Regions from separate parts of the Homo sapiens genome. Here region 2 is linked to region 1. Evidence: chromatin loops called from intact Hi-C (ENCODE). Cell type or tissue: endothelial cell of umbilical vein. All regions are shown on one strand. Each heading gives the region's core, and the rest is flanking DNA. Links, peaks and the distances in the headings are about the cores only.

What was found. Hi-C counts contacts between places; a loop is a spot of excess contacts. Peaks named below come from ENCODE experiments on the same cell type or tissue, not always from the same donor. Only the 100,000 strongest peaks of a DNase experiment are listed, where the experiment ranks them.
Region 2: it touches region 1 in a loop (3-fold over the local background); 6 of 110 quality-filtered maps call a loop at or near these places.

What each region holds. Positions count from the first base shown.
Region 1 is chr12:75,699,312-75,710,565 of GRCh38, forward strand. The region is part of intron 1 of LOC105369844 (a long non-coding RNA gene); the gene reads right to left. Among named protein-coding and RNA genes, the nearest start is that of KRR1, 190 kb to the left of the region's middle. In endothelial cell of umbilical vein, for the core only: no CTCF peak of the experiment used is centred there; DNase peaks (open chromatin) are centred at 5,100, 6,860 and 7,710; H3K27ac peaks cover 2,405 bases.
Region 2 is chr12:75,630,290-75,641,543 of GRCh38, forward strand. It overlaps LOC105369844 (a long non-coding RNA gene), which reads right to left. Exons shown (of 16, transcript XR_007063375.1): 9 at 878-1,025. Among named protein-coding and RNA genes, the nearest start is that of KRR1, 120 kb to the left of the region's middle. RefSeq lists an enhancer at 2,053-2,636 and a silencer at 5,460-5,754. In endothelial cell of umbilical vein, for the core only: no CTCF peak of the experiment used is centred there; DNase peaks (open chromatin) are centred at 2,372, 4,392 and 5,592; H3K27ac peaks cover 698 bases.

The DNA of each region.
Region 1 (11,254 bases), core at 1,902-9,901:
AGGACAGAACTGAAAACAATTTTAAAAAGACATAGTACATTCTTAAGAACACACAGAATTTCTAGAAATAAAAAATACAGCTAACAAATTAGGAACTCAATGATGAGTTTAATACTAGTTTAGATGCAACTGAAGAGAGAATTCATGAAGTGACACGAAAATCAAAAGAAACAATCTAGAATGTAGTACAAAGAGAGAAAAAGATAAAAAATACAGAAGCAAGGATAAGAGATGTAGAGAACAGAATAAGAAGCTCTAAACTATGTGTAAATTATAGTCCCAGAAAGAAAGCAGGGAGTATATGTGGCAGGAGTAATATTTGAATAATGGCTAAGAATATTCCAAAACTGAATGTTCTAGACATAGATTTGAGAAACCCTGTAAACCCAAGCAGGTTAAATAAAAGCCAGCGATAATGAATATTTAAAGTGCTAAAAGAAAATGTTGTCACTGAATGTTTGTATCCCCCTGAAATTCATATGTTGAAGCCTTAACCTCTAGTGTGACTGTATTTGCACGTAAGGCCTGTAAGAAGGTAATATGGTTAAATGAGATCATAAGCGTGGGCCCCAATCCAATAGGGCTGGTGCCCTTGTAAGAAAAGGAAAAGGAAAAGATACGGGAGCTCTCTCTCTCTGCCATGTGAGGTCACAGTGAGAAGGCAGCTATCTGTAAGCCAGGAAGGGAGCTCTCAGCAGAAACTGAATTGGCCAGCAACTTGATCTTGGACTTCTCAGGTTTCAGAACAATGAGAAAATAATTTTCTATTGTTTAAGTCACTCAGTCTGTGGAATTTTGTTACGGCAGCCTGATCAGACTAATGTAGAAAATAAGTGCCGATTTATAATTCTAATAAAGTAAAATAAAAACGTTTGGGGATAAATAGTGAGTGAGAGAATTAATTATCAGTAGGTTAATACTGCTGGAAAGGAAGTATCCAAAGGCATTTTTATGTGGAAGGAAAGGAAACCAGATGAAAGGCAAAAGATGAAGATGAGGAAGACGAAGAAGAAGAGGAGGAGGAGTAGGAGGAGGGGAAGGAGGAGGAGAGGAATAAGAAGAAATAGCAAATAAAGTAGTGAATTTGTGAGTAAATGCATTCAAATATTAATCATATAAAGTAATAACAAAAGTAGCATTTAAGTTTGGGGTGTGGTAAGTGGTGTTAAAATGCTCTAAGATTATTAAATTTTCTGGGATAGGTTAAAAGTAACAATTAGTATTAGACTTTGATATGTCAAGGATACATATCTAATCCCTAGGTTGACACTGTAAGAGTATATAAATACTAAACTAATGGATGAGGAAAATGAAAAAATAAAAAGTATTAATCCAAAAGGAGAGGACAAGAAATAAACAATAGTCAGGACAACTAAAAGCCCATAATAAGATGGTAGATTTAAATCCAAGCAGATCTGAATTATATTAAATATAAATACTAAAGTTCAAATTAAAAGATGGATTGTTACAGTGGACTTAAAAAAATGCAACTATATTCTATATATATGAGGTTATCTTAACAAAAGTATAGAAATAAATAAATAAAAGAATGGGGAGGGGGCAAGAAAAAATAAAACAAAAGAATGAAAAAATATTAACCAAAGAACATCAACCAAAGGAAACAAATTTAGGAAACTAATTAAATAGACTTTTAAGGCAAAATGCATTATAAAAGATAAAAAGACACATTTCATAGTAATAACAGTTTCAAAACTACAACTGACCAAGAATGTTTAACAATTCTAAACTGTTATGCACCTAATGACATTGCCTCAAAATAAATAAAGCATAACTGACAAAATTACAAAGGAAAAAAGTCTAATCTAAAATTACAATAGTGAGACTGGTAGAATAACCATCCAACTGAGTCTAGTCAGCCTTAAGAATCATAAGAAAGCTTAAAATGGTTGTTTACTTAGGTCACTGAGTTTTGGGGTAATTTATTAGGGCAGGAATAGATAACTAAAACACCAATCATGTAGCTTAAAAGTTTCAAGTGTCAAGGTAACCATTCCAGAGCTTGATGTCTGGCCCTTCCTGTTTCCTGTTTCTATGTGCTTCCCTAGGATGTAATGGGCCTGTGGAAAACTGCCCATCTGTGTACTGTTTTCTCAGTTATTCGCTTTCTGCTATTCCCTTTTGTTGATCAACAACTGTACACACATGCAATGGCTCAAATTAAGAAGTGAAGTAAAGAAGGATATGGTAAAATGAGAATACTCATGCATTCTGAGTGGGAGTATAAATAAGTACGTTTGGAAGATATTCTGGTGTTATCTACTAAAGATAAAGATATATCTCCTTATGATCCAACAAGTTCACTCATAGATGCAGAGAAGTATGTAAATATGCATTGAGATTCATATGATTCATATACAACAATGATCATAGTAACACCATTCATAATTGCCCAAGGTTGAGAACTTCAACATTTTTATAAATATTAGAACAAATAAAATAAATTGAGACTATTCATACAACAGAGTAGCATAAACCAATTAAAATTAACATGTTACATGCAACAACATGAAAATATATGTCCACTAGTACAAGAATGTTCATAATTACTTTATTCATAATAGCCCCAAACTGGAAACAACACAAATGTACATCAACACAATCCACATGATATATCAATGAACAATTTGTAGTGTACCTATACAAAGAAATGCTACTCAGTAATATAGAGGATTACACTACTGATTCACCCAACCACATGAATGAATACAGTGATGTGCCGACAACTGGCTCTTTAGGGTAGGGAAACCCTGATTTGTAGCATTTGCCAATTTCCATGAGGTAAATAGTCCCACCATGGCCAATTTCAAGCTACCAAACTGAAGTCACTGCACGCAAATTTGGTAATACATGCACACAGTTGGCTCTCTCAACCTAGTCTGAGCTGGCTCTAGCATGACACTAGATGAATCTCACAGACAATAAGCTGTGCAAAAAGGCCAGACACAAGGGTACCCATTATGTGACTTCATTTATATGAAGTCCTAGAAAACTAATTTAAAATGAAAAAGAAAAATCAGAAAAGTGGTCCCATCTGGGGAGCTGGGGTGGGGGATTATCTGGGAAGAAGCAGGAGGGAATTTTATGGGAAGATGAAAATGTTCTATAGTGTCGTGATAAGGTTGTGCATTACATAGGTATATCCATTTGTCAAAATTGTACAGCTAAGACTCATACCTTTCAAAGCACATAAACTTTACCTAAAAAAAAAAAAAAAAGAGAAAGGAAGGAAGGGAGGGAGGAAGGGAGGGAGGGCAGGGGAGGGGAGGGGAATGGAGGGGAGGGGAGGGGAGGAAGGGAGGAAGAAACTGTAAAAAAGTTGTGAGATTAATTGAGTAGGGGAGTGGGGATAGATGTATAGAAAACAATACAGAAAAGGCAGAAAGTTGATAAATCATTGAAGCTGGGTGATGGGTGTATGGAGATTTATTACATCCCCTTTACTTCAGGTATGCTTAAATTTTTGTGCAGTAAAATGTTTAAAAATAACTCATATATAGATGAACATAGATTCACCAACGTTTTCATTCACCAACCACGGTCTTTTCTTTGATCGTAAGTCTTCGGGTTTCATTTTATCTTTGTTGCATAAACCGCCCCATGCATTTCTAGTCATTTTCCCTTTAAAGTAGAAAGAAAACTTAAAGACACATATAAAGCCATCATTGTGCAAAACTCTAGACTGTTACAACTTTTTCCATACAGCTTTTCTCTTTAACATGCCTTTTTTCATAACTAATTGGACAGGTTTTGCCAACTAAATTGACTGTGCCTGTCCATAACATTAAATTTAGTTGATATAAAATCAATAAGCCACTTTCTTTTTGCTCTTATGTTCACCAGTTTATATAATTTTAAAAGTGTATAATTAAAATACTAATATACCTGATGTTACACATTTGAGAAAAAACTCAAAACAAACTCAAGATCAACTAACCCTCAGTAAGAAAGAACAACTCCACAACTCAATTGATATGCAGGGGTGCCACTGTGCACAGGACCTTTCTAACCACTTCCCAGGCATGCTGGATTAGCTGACACTCCCTATTCCCTATATTATAGACACAGGCCACTGCCTCTTACTATTACAGTCCTAAATTATTTCATAGAAGTCTATTAACCTCTACTTTACCTAAAAACATACTATAGATACACTTCAACTAAAGCTAACTAAAATGTAATCAATCATTTTGTCTACTGGAGAATGTATCCTGAGTACTCATTTGCACATATTTCAGTCTTTCAACAGTAGTAGTTCTATCTAGCAATGACATTTGAGGAAGAAGGAAAGATATACTAGTAATTTACAAATTTGGTATCTCTGCATAAGTCATGACACAAAATTCCCCCAACAGTCTGAAGAAGGCTAGACGTAAAAAAAATCTACTGCATGATTTAATTAATTTAGTTATTTATTTATTTGTTTGTTTTATTATACTTTAAGTTCTAGGGTACATGTTCACAACGTGCAGGTTTGTTACATATGCATACATGTGCCACTTTGGTGTGCTGCACCCATTAACTCATCATTTAGCAGTAGGTATATCTCCTAATGCTATCCCTCCCCACTCCCCCGACCCCACAACAGGCCCCGGTGTGTGATGTTCCCCTTCCTGTGTCCAAGTGTTCTCACTGTTCAATTCCCACCTATGAGTGAGAACATGCAGTGTTTGGTTTTTTGTCCTTGCGATAGTTTGCTTGCATTATTTAATTTATATGAAGTTCTAGAAAACTAATATAAAATGAAAAACACTCAGAAGACTTTTCTGGGTAATCGTGAGTGGTTTACTGAGAAGGGACATGAGTGAATTTTACAAATATACAGAGAGCATTTACACTGGGAAACAGGACTCCAGATCCAACAATCTTATTACACATTCATAAGAATGGTGGAAAGGAAGAAAAAAAGCCGGCACAGTTCTGTCTGTTTATCTGTTTATCTAGCTTGAACTCACCTTACAAAAAGGTTGTTGTCTATTGCATTGTTGTACTTCCTGGAGGGGAAGTTAGAATATGAATAAACAATGATTTTTTTTGTTCCATAAGAGGCTATGGTCAGATATACTCTGGCCAATAAATATCCTTCCGTGAATAACAATAGGCCTTCCTCTTAGTCCTTTGAAAGACAAGAGAACAAGAGAAAACAACAACTCTATGACTGACAGGTCCACAGAATAGCTCTGAACACCTGTGCAGGCTGGCCTGGAGGTTCAAAGTTCCATTCAGGTGCACTTTTTGGAAAATCTATGTAATCTGACTCTCTCCGTCTCTCTCAAGGTTAAAAATACTTAATTTCATATGTAATTTCATATGTAATAATAGTAAATAAATTTTACTATTTATAGAGTTTTTAATTTGTGCCATGAATTATCTCATATGACCTTCCCAAAAATCCTATGGTGGATAGGGGTGGGAAATGAGACTCAGATAGTTTGAATAATTAGTTCAAATTTGCCAGGCTAGCAAGATGTAGAGCCTGATTCCAACCCACGTAATCTGACTCCAGAGTGCACATTATTAACCACTGGCGAGTCAATTGACGCAATGTAGAGACCTAGGGAGGAAATGTCAGCAAAGCGTGAGTATCCTTCCTTATGGACAGTCTTAGCCAGCAAGCTAAAAGAAATGCAGCCGACGGATTTTGGCCCAAAACTGTTCAGCAATCCAATGTCTCTAAAAGATAATGAAAACAAAAATGAAGTCTACTTTTGTTAGAATGAAGAATGACTGGCCTGAAAAACTAGTGGAGATATTTTTAAGTCAATAGATTCAAAATCAAACTATCAAAGGGAGCTCTGCATGTTTTCAGGCAACGGGAGTAGAGTGAGAGGTGAGGCTTGAATTTTTAAATGGTATTCTCCTTTATTTTAGAATATTATTATTTTTGCCCCAGTTTTCATGAAGAAAAGAGATAAATGTGTACTATTTCATATTCTTACTGCTTGCATCAGACATGAATTATCGGAATTTAAATGCCTTATGTAATACACAGTGGATTAGTGTATTTTACTACTTTGATGGTGTTTTTTTAATATAAATTCAGACACATTTATTTCCTATCCCTGAGACAAAAGAGCTATTGATAGAAGCAGAACACACATGTATGCGGATGACTGTTTATACAGATATGGTATAAATCTATATTTCTATCTTATCAAAATACAGACTTCTGACAAGGTTAGAAAGAATCGGCCATATTAAAACTATTGCCATCAAACACAATGTTCCAAGACCCCTAGGATAAATAATAACAAGAATAAATATTTTTTTATAAAAATGAACCCCTTGTCTATGATTTTGGATTTTTTTTCAAGATCGTATGTATCAAAAGGATTACAAGAGGCTAATGCCATAATCAGCCATATGACCTTGGGTAAATCACTAAGATTCTTCTTATCTTAGAACAAGGGAGTTGGAGTCAAGGCTGTGACTCTGAATTCTTCAGTCTTGTATATTCCAATATGGCGTGGTTGGGGTGAGAGGTACAATTTAGAGACTTTCCATGTGTTCCTTCAAACTCCTCATTCCATTTCCCCATTCTGCATGGAGGCACCTACAACATGGTAGAGGTTGAACCAAGTGAGGCAGTTGACATCTCTAATAGTTTGCCACTAGCATAGTATCTGTGTTTTGAAAAGTCATTGGACTTTGGAGGTATGTATTCCAAAGCACCATGTAGCTGGAACTGTTTTGATAAATCTTGTAAAAAAAATCCCAATTGAGTAGCAATAGGGAAAAGCATCCAACACTTACAGGAAGCTCCAGCTGATTGGGGATAAATGAGCTCTGTACTCAGCAACAGCTGCAACAACAGAGGGCCGAGCCTCGGTAGGTGGACATGCACAGAACGAGCTGAGCTGGGGCCTGGAATTTCCCGAAATGAAATCCAAGAACTGTTTAGGTTGACCTTCTCTCTCTTAACACAGTTGACCCTTAAGAAATAAGAGATGACACATCCCAAAGCACACCAAGTTTTTACAACCGCAGCTTAAAAAAAAAAAGGAAAAGTTGGAAAATGAATGGCAGTCCTCTTGCAATTCTGGAAGAATAAACTGGTTGATTTGACTGCCTTCTGTTTGGGGAATAAGCAAAGCGATTATTTAAGAATCATATATGCTGGGGCTGCTGCGGAATGCAGAGTTTCTAGAAAACAGATTTATCTGTCAATTATAAGCAGGCTTCCTGCACTGCAGGACCTGCTTCCACATAGCAGTCAGGGTTACAGTGACATAAAACAGAACACCATGAACTGTATTTAGAAAGGCTGATGTAAAAAATGCAGTGGGGAGGAAGATTGAAATGTTTGCAGAAATATAGATAAGCAGGCACAATATAAATGAGGAAATATGTTTTCTTCCCCCAACAGCATGACAGCCTCAACAGTATTTTCCAGGGAATTGAAAAAAGAATTTTCTTAGCAGGGAAAAAATAAAAGTGGTCATCTGCTGGCTAAGTATATAAAGACACATCTTAAGAGCTTTCTCTAAAGTAGGTTTCTCACGTGAAAAATGAGGCTGTTATGAGGTACAGCCCCTCAGTTTACCCATTTCCATATAGCCTAAAATAATGGGGCTTAGTGTGATAGAAAATAGTGGCAACTAAAAATATCTGTCGCAGATAAGGTTTCTCTTCTAGCCATGGCTGTGTCAAGTTACGTGGTCTTTGCTTTGCTCTGCTGCATTCTGATAACATACACTTAAGTAATTTTGTAAAAAAGCTATGCCTCACTTTCATAAGCATAAAGGAAATAAGATCAGTCATGAGGAACATCTGGCAGGAAGTTCATGGAAAGGGAATTCACCAGAATTATTCAACTGGGAGGGGCCTTGGAAGCCATTTGTTCTAGGTTTCCATATGTTGGCCTGAGGAACTATGTACTTTGTTATGTAAAAATCACGGAAAATAGAGGTCAGAGATAAAGTGAGTTCTATTTTCACAAACAGAATGTCTATAGATATAATGATTTTCATAAACTACCTTACACTGAGTGTGACAACATAAATAAAAGAACAGCAAAACTCAAAACAGTTTTGTTTTTTTGAGTCAGAGTCTCACTCTGTTGCCCAGGCTGGAGTGCAATGGCACGATCTCGGCTCACTGCAACCTCCGTCTCCTGGGTTCAAATGATTCTCCTGCCTCAGCCTCCTGAGTAGCTGGGATTACAGGTGCCCACCACCATGCCCGGCAAATTTTTGTGTTTTTAGTAGAGATGGGGTTTCACCATGTTGGCTAGGCTGGTCTTGAACTCTTGACTGTAGATGATCCACCCACCTCACTTTCCCAAAATGCTGGGATTACAGGGGTGAGCCACCACGCCCGGCTAAAACAGTTGTCTATGATCAATATTGTTTTCTCTCTTCAATTCACTCCAGTGTTTCTCTTGGTCCCCACACTAATAACTGCCTCATCATGGGCTCTGATAGTCATGTTACCAAATGCACACTCAGTTCTCAACCTTCATTTACTTGACCTATCAATAGTATCTGGCATAGCTGATCATGGTCTCCTTCCTGAAACTTGTTCTTCATTTGGTTCTGGAATATCACACTCTCTTGGTTCTTCTACTTCCCTACCCTTTCTTATTGTCTCTTCATTCTTCTTCTTCTATGTAACCTCTAAATATTGAAGTGAATTTATAAGAACTCTAAGTAATTCATCAGCTTAAGGAAAAACAAAAAGAAAATGACTAATTATGTATAAATTGGATATATTGGGAAAAATATTTTTTAGCAGGGAGTCCTTTTAGTGGCTGTATCTGAAAACAAGGTCATGAATAGACTCTGCTCCCACAAACCTCTAGGAAAGCAGACTGTTCTTATAATCATGTGACTTTTGCAATTTGGAAAGCAGAATAAACTTCTCCCTGGAGGCCCTTTATCTTATTCAAATGTTAGAACTTAACCACAGGGTGGCCTTAAAATTTGGAAACATAGGCACATGTTTGCCATTTTCAAGTGACTAAATCATGTCGTTAGTTGATGGACTAGGAGAGGCGGTCCAGAGTGATGATTTAAGGCTGGTGCACTACCTCATTGCACCGCAGTGGCAGGGTTGGATATCTAGGGTGCACCTTTTTTTTTTTTTTTTGAGATGGAGTTTCACTCTTGTCACCCAGGCTGGAGTGGAATGGTACAATCTCGGCTCACTGCAACCTCTGCCTCCCGGGTTCAAGCAATTCTCCTGCATCCAAGCGATTCTCCTGCCTCAGCCTCCCGAGTAGCTGGAATTACAGGTGCCCACCACCATGCCCAGCTAATTTTCGTATTTTTAGTAGAGATAAGGTTTCACCATGTTGGCCAGGCATGTCTCAAACTCCTGACCTCAGGTGGTCTGCCCGCCTCAGCCTCCCAAAGTGCTGGGATTACAGGTGTGAGCCACTGCGCCCGGCCACATTTTTATTGTAGTTTTGCACAGCACATGGAACTACATATTGTGGATGAGGCTAACACAGTGAACACTGTATTAAAAGAGAATATCCAGAAACTACTTATGTGCATTTTCCTAAGCTTGGAGATTTTATAAGCACCCTGTAGAATCCTCTTCCACTGAGCAATGCAAGTAAATGTGTCATGACCTACTCTGGCCTTCCAGCTCAAAAAGCTTATTGACAATATGAGAAGTCCTTGACTCCTGAAAAACAAAGGGATTTTTGACCTCTATAAAACTGCCCAGAATAAACAAGGAAATTGATATCTGTGTAGTCCTTGCTGAACACTATACATAATACTAGAAACTTATACACATTTACTCCATTAACCCTTATAAATTCACAATGCAGAGATGGTGCTTAATCATCATTATCACCATATGGAGTGGGTACTAACTAACGTTTTTAGGCTCCAAGAGGTTAAGGAACTAAGATTTAAACTCATTTCTTCTGCTTCTATCTCTTCTCCATGCCACAGCTTTTGTTCCATTTTTACAAATGTGTAAACAGCGGCTCTAAGTGATTGAAATTTTTACCTGAAATTATATGGCCAATATATGGCAAAGCTGAAATTCAAACCTGAGCCTTTTTGACTTTGGAGTACCATGTTTTTTCATCTATAGCAAAATTATTATGCATCTTTTTAAAGGCAGGGGCAAAGAGGGAAGATAGAGGAAAGTCAGGAGGAAATTCTGGGTCTGTGTCTTTATGCTGGACAAGGATGAGCTTGATGTGTTAAAGAAAATAGCAGATTTCAGAACATTCATTATTTTGTTTTTCTACAGCCTTGAGTAGCTGAGTTGGAATCATCCCAGAATTAGGACCAAATTAAAGTTGAAATCACTGCACAGTTATTTCAATGGACAGGAGCACAGTGCTAATGAGGTCAGGGTCAGGACTCCAGACTGCCCGACTTTTCTCTGTTCTAGCGCCAAAATGCAGAGTTCCCCCTACACAGCCAACTCAGAAACTCACCCTGTTGGTCACAGGCAGGACCCACTAAGACAGCACAAGTCAGCACACTTGTTATTGCTGCCAGAAAAACAAGGTCCAAGCTTATGCCCTATGGCTGGTGGGTGAGAGCCACTAGCTTCATATTCCATTCAAAAGAGAGCCTTTTATATTGGCAGAGTAACAAACAACATGAACTTCATCTGTGGATTCTATCAGATGCAAAGTTGCTAGAATGGTTAATAAAACATCAGAGCTCATGAAGAAAACATAATTCTCTGTGCTGCCCCTGCAGGGATTCTAATCCTCTTTGTGCCCATTCTATTCCTGTAGGTGCACAGAGTTCCCTGCAAAGTGAACTTGATCCAGCTTGAGATACACAACAGAAGATGTAGGCCACCCAACCATAATATACAGCAGCACTAAAAAAAAAAAAAATGATTAGTATTTACTTCAAAAATATTGAGTTCAGAACAAATTGCATAAGATTTTGAATTTTTTTAAGTGACAGGTTACTTCAGAGAAGGACTTTTGAAAAAAGAAAAAGGAGCCAAGTCTTTAGATCTAGTAGAATGTCTATTAAATTGGAAATGTCTGTTTTCTTTTTAGTTTTCCCATTAATGAAAAGAGGTCAAGAGAACAATGTCTTCATAGAATGGAGGGTACAGCAGGGCATTAGCTTTTATTTTCATATGTTAATAAAAATCAGAATTGATATTTTTCAGAAAATTACAACAAAACAATGCAGCAAATATACAAAACTGTTTTCCTGTTAGGAAGTGGAGCTAGCAAAGTAATGCATCTCTTTTGCAAGATTTCAGTTGGGGAACAAAAGCAGCTCTGTTTGCAGTTTATTTC
Region 2 (11,254 bases), core at 1,161-9,160, 70 kb before region 1:
TCCCAGGTCTCCAGCTTGTCCACTTGCCCTGCAGATCTTGAGACTTTCCAGACTCCATAGTCACGTGAGCCAATGCCCTATACTAAATACTAAATCTCTTTATATATGCATGTCCTATTGGTTGTTTCTCTGGAGAATCCTAACTAAAACAGAAAGATATCAAGTGGCTCACAGAATAGCCAGAATAACTAGAAAAAGAGCCTTGGAAAATGGGGAGGAACAAAGCCCTTAGAAGGCCAAAACCACAACTGAAATGACACAAAGGAAAAGTCTGGCTAGAACAAAGCTGCTTTTAGCCCTGCTAGTCGTGGCCACCGGACACCCTACTACTCTTGCCACTGCCATAGCTGCTGCTGGATGCTGACACTCTCACCAGACTGAACTGTCACTGTCCTTGCTTCTTTATTTCCTTTTCTCTATGCTTAAGTTTCCCTGCAGCAACAATCTTGGCCACATGTCCACAACCCTACTTGAGGTTAAATTATTAAAAAAAAAAAAAAAAAAAAAAAGCTTCTGGCCTTTGAGGCTTTTGAGATAAAAAATAGGTTTTGTCACTATAAAATCATAAAATGTGAAAAGCAAATAATTGCTTTATATATTTTATCATTAGCTATGACCTAGAAATACATTGATCTTGCTATGCTCATCACAGATCTTTTCATTTATTCAACAATCATATATTAAATATCTTATAATTTCCTCTATGATATTTGCTGAGTTAATCAATAGTTACAGAAACATGACCACAATCTCAAGATTGGCTAAAATTAGCCCCATAAAATATGAAGAGCTCTATAAAATCCTAATGATCTCTATAAAATCCTATAGATGCCTAGGTATCTATAGGCAGCTTTGAAAGGCTGATAAAAAGACTTACCTCCACTGCAAGGCCAAGAATTGGTAATCATGTAGATCTCCTGTATGAGTTCCTCTTCACAGCAGAGATAGATTTGGACCCTAGACCCAGATGTTGCATTCCCTCACGAAACGACTGTGAGCAGGTCTCTAAGCCTTGGTTTCTTTACCTGTAAAATGAGAATAATAACAAAGTTATTATTATTAATAGAGCCTTCTATTACTTCCTCACCAAGTTTTTCTGAGGATCATATAGAATAATACATGAGTAGGTCTCAAATGAAAGTATGCAGAATACATGTAAAATATCAATAGTATTGTTACGTAAGTAGTAAGACCCTATTGCAATTGAAAAGCCACATCCATTCTAATTGAAATGAAAGCCACATCCACTCTAATCACAAGAGCTACTCTCTTAGTTTTATGCTGCCATAACAAAAATACTTGAGATTGGCTGATTTGTGAAAAACGGGCATTTATTTTCACAGTGCAGGAGGCTAGGAAGTCCAAGATCAAGGTGTTGACAGGTTTGGTCATCTGGTGAGTGCTACTCTCTGTTTCCAAGATGGCACCTGGTGCTGCATCCTTCAAGGGGAGGAATGTGTTGTCCTCACATGGTAAAAGGCAGAAGGGTGAGGGAGCCAAAGCATTAATTATGCCTCTTTTATAAGGGCCTTAATCCCATTCACCAGAGAGGGAACCCTCATTGGCCTAATCACCTCTTAAAGGCCCCTTAACGCCATTATATTGGCCATTATGTTTCAACACCCGAATTTTGGAGGGGACACGTCCAGACCACAGCTGCTACTATTTATTTATCTCTTGTCCAATTCTCTAAATATGCATAGCTCATCATTCTCTCATTGTGTCTTCTCCTGCCAACTTGACTAAGTAAAGCATCTCTCAGCTTCTGGATCCTCTCCTTTTCTCTTGGCTGGCTGCTTCACATTGGAGAGACTTCAGCTAAACTAGTTGATTTCCCTCCATGGGGGAAGAAGGATTTATTTGATAGATGACTTTGAGGTAGGAAAGTGACCCTGTTTAGACCGACAAATACTAAGAAGTCATTTTTGCCCTATACGTCATGTTGGCTATTTTTACCAATCTTCCATAGAAAAATAAAATTCTCATTATAATGTATATTACCTATAAGCATTATCTTAATTATTGTAAAATCTCAGTTCCTGGAGATTTCATTAGTTTATGTGCTATGGCTGGCTACTTAACACAGAGTATTTTACATATATTAATTCTAGGCAAATATCCCTTTATGATATTTTAGCAACTCAACCTTTAGTCATAACCAAAGAATTATAAATTGTCCACTTGTGAATACCTCAAAATATGTACTCATTTTAACTCGCTAACATGGTAAAACATGGAAAACGTGATCTATAAAGAATAAACATAAGTCATGGTGCTCACAACACAATAGAAGCACAGCGGATAGATTTCTGTTTAAAGGCTCAGCTCAACAGGGAATAGAAAAAAAGAAAACAAATGTCTCTGCCCTGCTAAGAGAAGCCTTGCCTTTGTGTGCTGTTTCCTGGCAAATGAAAAGGAAGAGAAGCTCCAGCTTGTACTGCCCTCTTAGGATTTGAAGGAACAAAAGAAAAGTAAATACTTCTCTGCTTCTAAGAATGACATTTAGGCAAAAATAGTCTATCTTTTCTTTTTGTTTCTTCTCCTTCCTTTATTATTAAACAAAAAAGACTAATGCTAAGGTGAAAATCCTTTTTGAAATTATTTTTAATTTGTGTAAAAAGTTTCGTCATTTTTTGAAAATTATAGCAGAGCTTATTTTGTTTCCCTCCTTCAAATTGTCTAATGCGATATTCAGTTGTTAATTCTTGAGTAACTTTTGATTCTTTGGTGGTGCAATCAAAATTGAAGACCACCAATTTATTCAAATGATATATTATTCCAGCCACTATAAGGAGTACCCTCAGTTAATACTGATTGTAAATGATTTCCCTATGCAAACTAACTCCTTCTCTCAAAGCCTTTTTCCTAGGACTTCAACTCATTTTATATGCTATTATGATCTGAGTGTTTGTGATCCGCCCCCCCCCCCCAAATTTTTATGTTTAAATTCTAATCCACAAGCGATGAGATTAAGAGGTAGAACCTCTGTGAAGTGATTAGATCATGAGAATGGAACCCTCATGGACCAAATTAGTGCCCTTATAAAAAAGGTCCAAGGTGGATCACCTGAGGTCAGGGGTTCAAGACCAGCCTGGCCAACATGGTGAAACCCCATCTCTACTAAAAATACAAAAATTAGCTGGGCATGATGGTGGGTGTCTGTAATCCCAGCTACTCAGGAGGCTGAGGCAGGGGAATCACTTGAGCCTGGGGGTGGAGGATGCAGTGAGCCAAGATCATGCCATTGCACTCCAGCCTGGGCGACAAGAGCAAGACACTATCTCAAAAAAAAAAAAAAAATGGCCCAAGAGAGACTCCTGGTACTTTCCACCATGTGAGGACACAGTGAGAAGGTGTCATCTATAAACCAGAAGTGGGTCCTCACCAGACACCAAATCTGCCCATGCCTTCACGTTCATCTTGGGCTTCCCAACCTCCAGAACTGTAAGAAATAAAGTTCTACTTTCTGTAAGCCACCTAGTTGATAGTATTTTGTTACAGTATCCCAAACCGACCAAGGCATATACCCACTTCGATGATATGCCATGATGGTAGCCAATGCTAGCACAGACTTAAGGCTTAATAAAAATATTATCATGTCACAATTCTGACCTCAGTAATAGTACCAGGCTCCTGGATCCATCGGTAGGGTAATTTGAGACACTCAAATGGATGGCTAAAGTTATGCTAAAGTGCTCAGTCCCAATCCACACTGAGACAAGGGCTTCCACTACCACCTCTGTCTCATGAACCCTATTTCAAAGAGCAGTGCATGTGCAAGAACCATTTTCTCACTCAATCCAAAAACCATCACCAAAATAATGTCTGGCAAACTGCATTCCACATCTTCATCCTCTAACATAAAGTGTAAGATGATAATATTTTTATTAGTGTGACATGATAATATTTTTTATTAAACCCTAGCATGTTAATACAGGTCCCCATTGCTAAAATCCTTTATTTTTGTATCTTCCTGACTTTCGGGGTAAGATACTGAGTTGAATTGTCTAAAGAGAAGAGAATCTTCTTTGACAGTTTTTGCCAAGTAGATCAACAAATGCCTTTGACATTAAAATACCATAAAGCCTAAACTGGATGCTCTTAACCCCTGGTGTCCTATTCTTATGGATTTTCTCCTAAACCCTCTGGTAATTCCTTTTTAGTATTTTTCTAGGGCTCTTTTTTCTCCCTTTTCTTGTGGGTATTAGCAGCCTCTCTTTTAACACTCTAGACTGTGGCTCACAAACCCAAGTGATAACACAGATCTGTAGATGACATGAATAAATGAAGCAGGTGGTAGGAAGGAAAAATTATGTGACTCTCTTACTCTTTACTTTTTCCATCTTTGATAAAGTAAAGAAATACCTTTTCTCTTAGAAAAACAACAACCACCACAACAGAAAACAAATACAAGCATAATTTTAAATGGCAGCTGGTATTCAATGTCAGGGAGATAAGAAGGAGTGGATGTGTCTATGGAAAACAGGAAGCAGCTGTTTCTCAGCTTCAGCCAATGTCAGCCAATAGGCAACATAACCATTAGCAAATTTTTTTCCATTTCTCAAGACAATCTGAAATTCAGGCTTTCATTTGAAATCTCTGATGTTTAAAAATTTGCTCGAGGATAACATATCTACATGCCAGAAATAGCATGCTAAAGAGAATACATCTCCATGACAGAAATGGTCAGTGGGTTGCCAGTTCGTGGCTTCTTTATCACAAATTACTAAAGGCAGTGCTTTTCAAACTGCAGAGGACAACCTACTGATGGCTGATGTCACCAATCTCATGGGTTGCAAGTAGCATTTTTAAATGAAATAGAATTGCATAGAAGAAAATGGAATAGAAAGCAACAGAATTTATCACATTTAATGGGGTAGGAATTGTAAAAGGAGATCTGTGTGTGTGCATGTCTGTGTGTGTCTGTGTGTGTAGTAGGTCTCTGTAGGTCTCTGTAAAAAAAAAAAATCTACTGCTGACTGTAGTCAATACGTTTGAAAGTCACTGCCTTGGTAACATTATTTTACCCACTTACTGTCATATGACATTTAAATGCCAATGGTTTTGAAAAGTGTATCTATAGGCTAGATTTTTATCTTGAACTCAGACCCATATTTTCAACTATCTACCAGATATTAGCACTTGGATGTTCCACACGTCCCACAAATTGAGTAATAGAATGATTAAAATAATGGGCTTTGTAGCCAGATTTGAGTTTGAATTGTGGGATTTCTCAGCCTGTTTTCTCATTCTTAAAGTCGGAATAATTAAAACCTCAAAATAGTGCTGTAAGAATTTATGTCCTTAGAACAGTGCCTGGCTCACACAAAAATAAATAAATATCGCTTGAGCACCAACCACGTTCCAGGTATTGTTCTAGGCACTAGAGATTGATGAGAAAATTCAGCCCCCCCACCATATGAGACAATGCTGCTTTTCAGCGGTTTGAGAAAAAAGTTGAAATCAACAAAACATCCCCTTCATGTTTTACTGCATACATACAGTAATCCTTTTAAAACGTATTCCATCAGCAACCTTTTCAAACAGCACTTTGAAGTTTACTGAGTTATGACCACAGAATGACCTTCTTCCTGCTGAGTGTGAGTAAGCCTTCTCTCCCTGCCCCAGCTAACCACCAGGCAATTCTCAGAGAGGTCTCAGTTTTACTTGGGTACAAAATAGAACCTCTAATGTTATTGGGTGAAGGAACTTGTGTGCAGCGTTCCCAGGTTCTAGTGAATAAGATGATGTCCTTTGCCCTTGTGAAGTTTGCTGACAGTGACCACATAAACAGATACATACATGACAGTATAATTTCAGCTGATATCGTACTGTTGTAAGTATTGTTACAATGATGATGATGATTGTGATGATAAAGTAAAACCATAAACACATTATTTCCCCACTCTTTCTCCTTACACCTACCTCCTTCTCATCCTGTATTTCTAGCTGGATGAATCACATCACCTTTCACACTGTTGCCCAAGCCAAAGGCATCTATCTAGTCTATAGGCTCTACTCTATATTTCTGAAATCCATCTACTTTTCACTCTTACTATCATTGTGCTATGCCAGATTCCTACCATCACTTGCCCAAGGTTCTGTGGCAAACTCCTGATTGGCCTTTCTGCTTCCAGATCCATCCCCTCTTAATACATCATTCACATTGAAATCAGACTCCATCTAGAATGGATCTAGCCATGTCTGTTCATTTCCTAACCCTTTAAGGTCTCCCCATTGTCATCTGTAGAAAGTCTAAGCTCCTGGTGGATTTACCAGACCCTTCGTGATCTTAGCCTTGTTCAACTCTCAAGCATCATCGTTCTCAAATTCTGTCTTCTTGTTAATTAGAATGACTTACATAAATTTTTAAAGTTCTCTTTTACTTCCAGGCTTTTATCTAGACTACTCTTCCTCCTGGAAATCTTTTTGCTCTCCCTGCTTTTCTTACTTCCAACATTCCCTGCACCCCCCGCCACACCCACACACTTCCACCCTTCAATTAAGTGCACTTTGAAATTGTTTGTTTTCTTGACTCTCTCCTCTTAAGGGGAGATGTCTTTATTGGCGTATTCCAATTAACTAAAGTAAAATGCCTACGTCCCTGTATTTGTTTCCTATTACTGCTGTAACAAATTGTCACAAACATAATGGCTTAGAACAATATAAATTTATCATCTAATGTTCTGCAAACCAGAAGTCTGGCAGGTCTCATCAGGTTAAAATCAAGATATTGGCTAAAATCAAGGCATCAGCTAAAATCAAGGCACCAGCAGGACTGCATTGTTGTATTCCTTTCTGTAGGGTCTAGGTAGGATCTATTTCCTTGCCTTTTCCAACTTCTAGAGATCATGCATATTCCTTGGCTTGAAGCTGCCTTCTTTCTATTTTCAAAACTAGAATAGGCGAGGGAAGTCCTTCCCACTTGGAATCACTCTGATCTCCTCATTTGCCTCTCTCTTCCATTTTTAAGGTCCCTTATAATTACATATCACCTGGATAGTCCAGAACAATCTCCTTAATTTAAGATCATCTGATTAGCAACCTTAATTCTATTTGCTGCCTTAATTCCCCTTTGTCATATAAGGTAATATATTTATAGGCTTCTGGGATTAGGACATGGATGTCTTTGGGAGGCCATTACTCAGACTACCAGGGCCCCCATTAATGGCTCATAAATTGATATGCAAATAAGGTGTCCAGTGGATCATTACAGGGGCTGCTGTGGTGAATGGCTGTTATTCTTGCCTGCCTATCACTTATTTTCTTTCTTATGGCAATGACATCTTCATATTCCCAGAGGAGCTCCTTCTCCCCCAACTTCACACAATCTTAGTGGGTGTATTAGTTAAGGTAAGGCTTAATATCTAGTGCCAAAATTTCAGTTGCCTCAAAAAAAATTTTTTTAATGATTTCTTGCTCACATAAAGGTCCAATGAGTATTTCTAGTATGGCTATCCTCCTTTGAGTAGTTCAGAGGACTCAAAGACCCTGGTTCCTTCCATCTTGAAACTTCTCCATCGCAAAACACAATTGCCAATGTCATCTGGGAATCGTCTTCGATTTATTCATCTGGAGACAGAAAGGAGCTTGAACATGTAGGGAAGATTTCTATAGGGCACATCAGGAACTGGCATATATCATTTCTGCTCATATTCTAATGACTGGATGTCAGTCCCATGACTATACCTAATGAGAAAAGAGATTAGAAATGTGTTCTGACCATGCTCAGAAAGACAGGAAATGGATAAGAAGACCATCTAGCTGTTTCTGCCACAGTGAGACTGTTAAACAATAGCATCCAGGACTCCCTTGGCCAAGGGTTGCAGTTATAACCTAAATTCATTCAATCAGAAAATAAACCTTGAAAGACTGTCAGTTAAAATTGTGTTTAATTACAGAAACAAAAAACCACCACAACTTGGCAGCTTAATTGAGTAAGGCATTTTAGGTCCAAAATAATAATTTTGGGGATAGTAGGCCAGGACAGGTATACCAGCTCACTGATGTTATCAGACAGGAAAGCCCCTTCTATTTTCCTGCACCACTATCTTTACAATGTGGTTGCAGTTCTCATGGTCATAGGTTGGCCATTGCAGCTCCAGGCATCACTTTTACCTTCCAGATAAAAAGAAGTTAGAAAGCATAGGGTCGGGAAATTCTGCTGAAGGCTATAACTGTGTCCCATAGACAACCCTAACTGGGAGACTAGGAAATTAAGTATTTTCATTTCCTGACTTCCAATAGTGAAAGAAGAAAGAAGGAATTGGAATGGGTGCCGATTGAACACCTGTTTGCACAACTGGAATGTCTGAAGCCAATTCATCCCCAGTGCATCTTTAACATTTAAGATAATTGGTATCCCTGCATCTAGATGCCCCGAGCTGTTTGGCTGTTCGGGTTCCTGCTGTTTCTTCAGTCTGGCTCTGTTTATTTATTTATTTTTTTCCTGACATGGAGTCTCACTCTGCCACCCAGGCTAGAGTGAAGTGGTGCGATCTTGACACATGGCAACCTCTGCCCCCCTGGTTCAGGCGATTCTCCTGCCTCAGCCTCTAGAGTAGCTGGGATTACAGGCACACACCATCACACTCGGTTAACTTTTGTATTTTTATTAGAGATAGGGTTTCGCTATGCTGGCCAGACTGGTCTCAAACTCCTGACCTCAAGCAATCGGCCCGCCTTGACCTCACAAAGTGCTGGGATTACAGGCGTGAGCCACCACACCCAGCCCAGGCTGGCTCGTAAAGCTTTTCTTTTACTTCTCTGAGCTATTTGATCTTTCTAATAAGTTCAATTTATTTAGTAAAAAGTTAATTTCTGCTTCTTACAACCAACAAATCCTAATTGATACTACCTTATACCTGGATTTTTAAAGGTCCAGGAAATACCAAGCTTATGAATACTTCTTTGTTCTAGTTCAGGACCCACTGACACTGAGCCCTGTCAATGGAATGTCCCACTAACAATTTGGAATTGAAAATTTAAAAGAATATTTGGCAATCGTTAAAGTATCCAAAAAAATGTTTTTTGGGAACAGGAAATTTTCATCCGATTGAACATTTAGGTAAAATAAATTTCTCTCTCCATTCCAGAGGTACATTCTTATTTTTATGAATTGGCTAGTGACTGGAGCTGGTTAAAAAATGGTGCAAACTCTGTGAGTTCACTAGCACTTTGTTAAATGAAATTGATCACTTGTAAAATACAGTAATTGCATTAAACAACTGTCATTAACCATAAGATCCCCTTGATGATGTCTCTTACACAGCTCCACAGGGAAAGCACTAAAAGTACACACATGCACACACATGCGCACATATACACTAGCCAAAATGTTTCCTGAGTATAAAATAAGACAGGAGAAAACACAGTAGAGTAGTAGAGACTCTCAGCAGGAACTACATTTGAAAAAATAATGATAAATGATATCATGATAAAAATGATGTCCTTAATAAAGCTACTAACACTACTTTACATAAATAATGGCCACTTGTAGATAAATTTTAGAATCATAGAATCTGCTTCCTAATTTTAGAGATGAGAAAACAAAAAGCCAAAAGAGTATCCACTAGGCCACACTGCCACTCAGCGAGTTAGCAGGAGCAGCAGGATGCAAATCTAGGTATAAGCAGAGTGTGAGTTTGGTGGTATGAAGGAAACACTGGAGCTGAACAAAAGATCATTGAAAAATCACTATTCACCTTACACTGAGGCCAATCTGCAAAATATTTTATCATTTATTAAACAATTTAAGCACTGAATCACAGACTATTTCCGGTACAAAATATTTAATAATGAGTGTATCGTGTGTGTGTGTGTGTGTGTGTGTGTACGTGTGTGTTTAAAGACAGGATTACTTATCGTTAGGAATAGGTTATTTTCCATAAAAAGGAAGTTTGGGCATATGGTACTGATTAAAAATGTTACTATGGTATATATAAAATAAAAACAGAAAAATACCATCAGTTTGAAATCATATGAAAGAAAACATGGCATTTTTTGCCTAATCAATGTTTATTTACAAAATACTCTGCAGGTATTCACACCTTTTCTCCTGGAATTTAGAATGCAATTAGTCATACAACATAAACCTAAAGAAAAAAATTACAAGCGTAGTAAAAATGCAACTTGTTTAGAATTTTGAAAATTGTGTAGAAAAGAGTTTCACACAATTATTCAGCATGAACTAGCTTGTTGTTATCAGTCAACAATAACCAAAAAAGTCAAATGCCTTCATGGGAGGAACATTTCAAGGTAAACTATAGTCAACTGAGATTTTTTAATATCTCAAGCTCAAAAGCAAGAGCATATATCCGAAAATCAAGTATTAATGATTTATTTATATCTCTTAACAGTGTTGTGGCAATTGAGGGAAAGGAAGGAGGTAATATGAAATGAGGAGATAGCTAGATGATATTTATGGAATGCATATAATTCAGGCATAATTATTTTCATGTTGGTTTTATGAAAACTTATAGTACATTATAACTAATCATGTTCCAGAAAATGCAAATAAGATAATAGTTGAGAAGGAATAGACATCAAATGCTTCTTTAATAAACCACAGCCATTTTCTCTAAGCAGGGAAAATGCTTTAATTGAATTTCATCTTATTAGAAAGACATTATTTCCTCCAGAGTCATAAAGTATATACAAGGAAGATTAGGAATTGTGCCTGTTGGGGCTATTTTGTAAGCACCACAATCTACTGTGGTGCTACTGTGGCTAGCGTAGGTAGAAAAATGAATTTATTGAAAGATATTAGACAGCTCAGAGAACTGTTGGGTGGGCTGAGGAATAGTCTCAAGATTAGCCCCTCCGGAACCATTCCTCAGAACCACACCAAAGAACTGGCCTGAGCAGGAAGTTACCATGGCCACCACCACCCCCACATTAGCAAAAGGAATGAATCATCCCCAGTTTGTTTCTTGCTACAGTTCACCTCCACGGTTAAGTCTCACTTCCGCCTCTAACTTACAAAACCATAGTTACACATCTGCAGCTTAGCCACAAGGGAGTCTGAGAATGCAGATTTTTTTTTTTTCTTTTCAAATTACCCTTGGAAAATGGAGCTCACAATGTGGAGAAGTATCAAATGAATAGAGGGTGTTGAAGGCATGTGGAAAATTTGGTAGGCAAAATTCTAAGATCTTCCACTATCTCCACTCCCTGATGTTATACCCAAGATTAGTTATATGGCAACAGGGATTTTGTAGATGTAATTAAGGGCCCTAAATAGTTTACTTTGAGT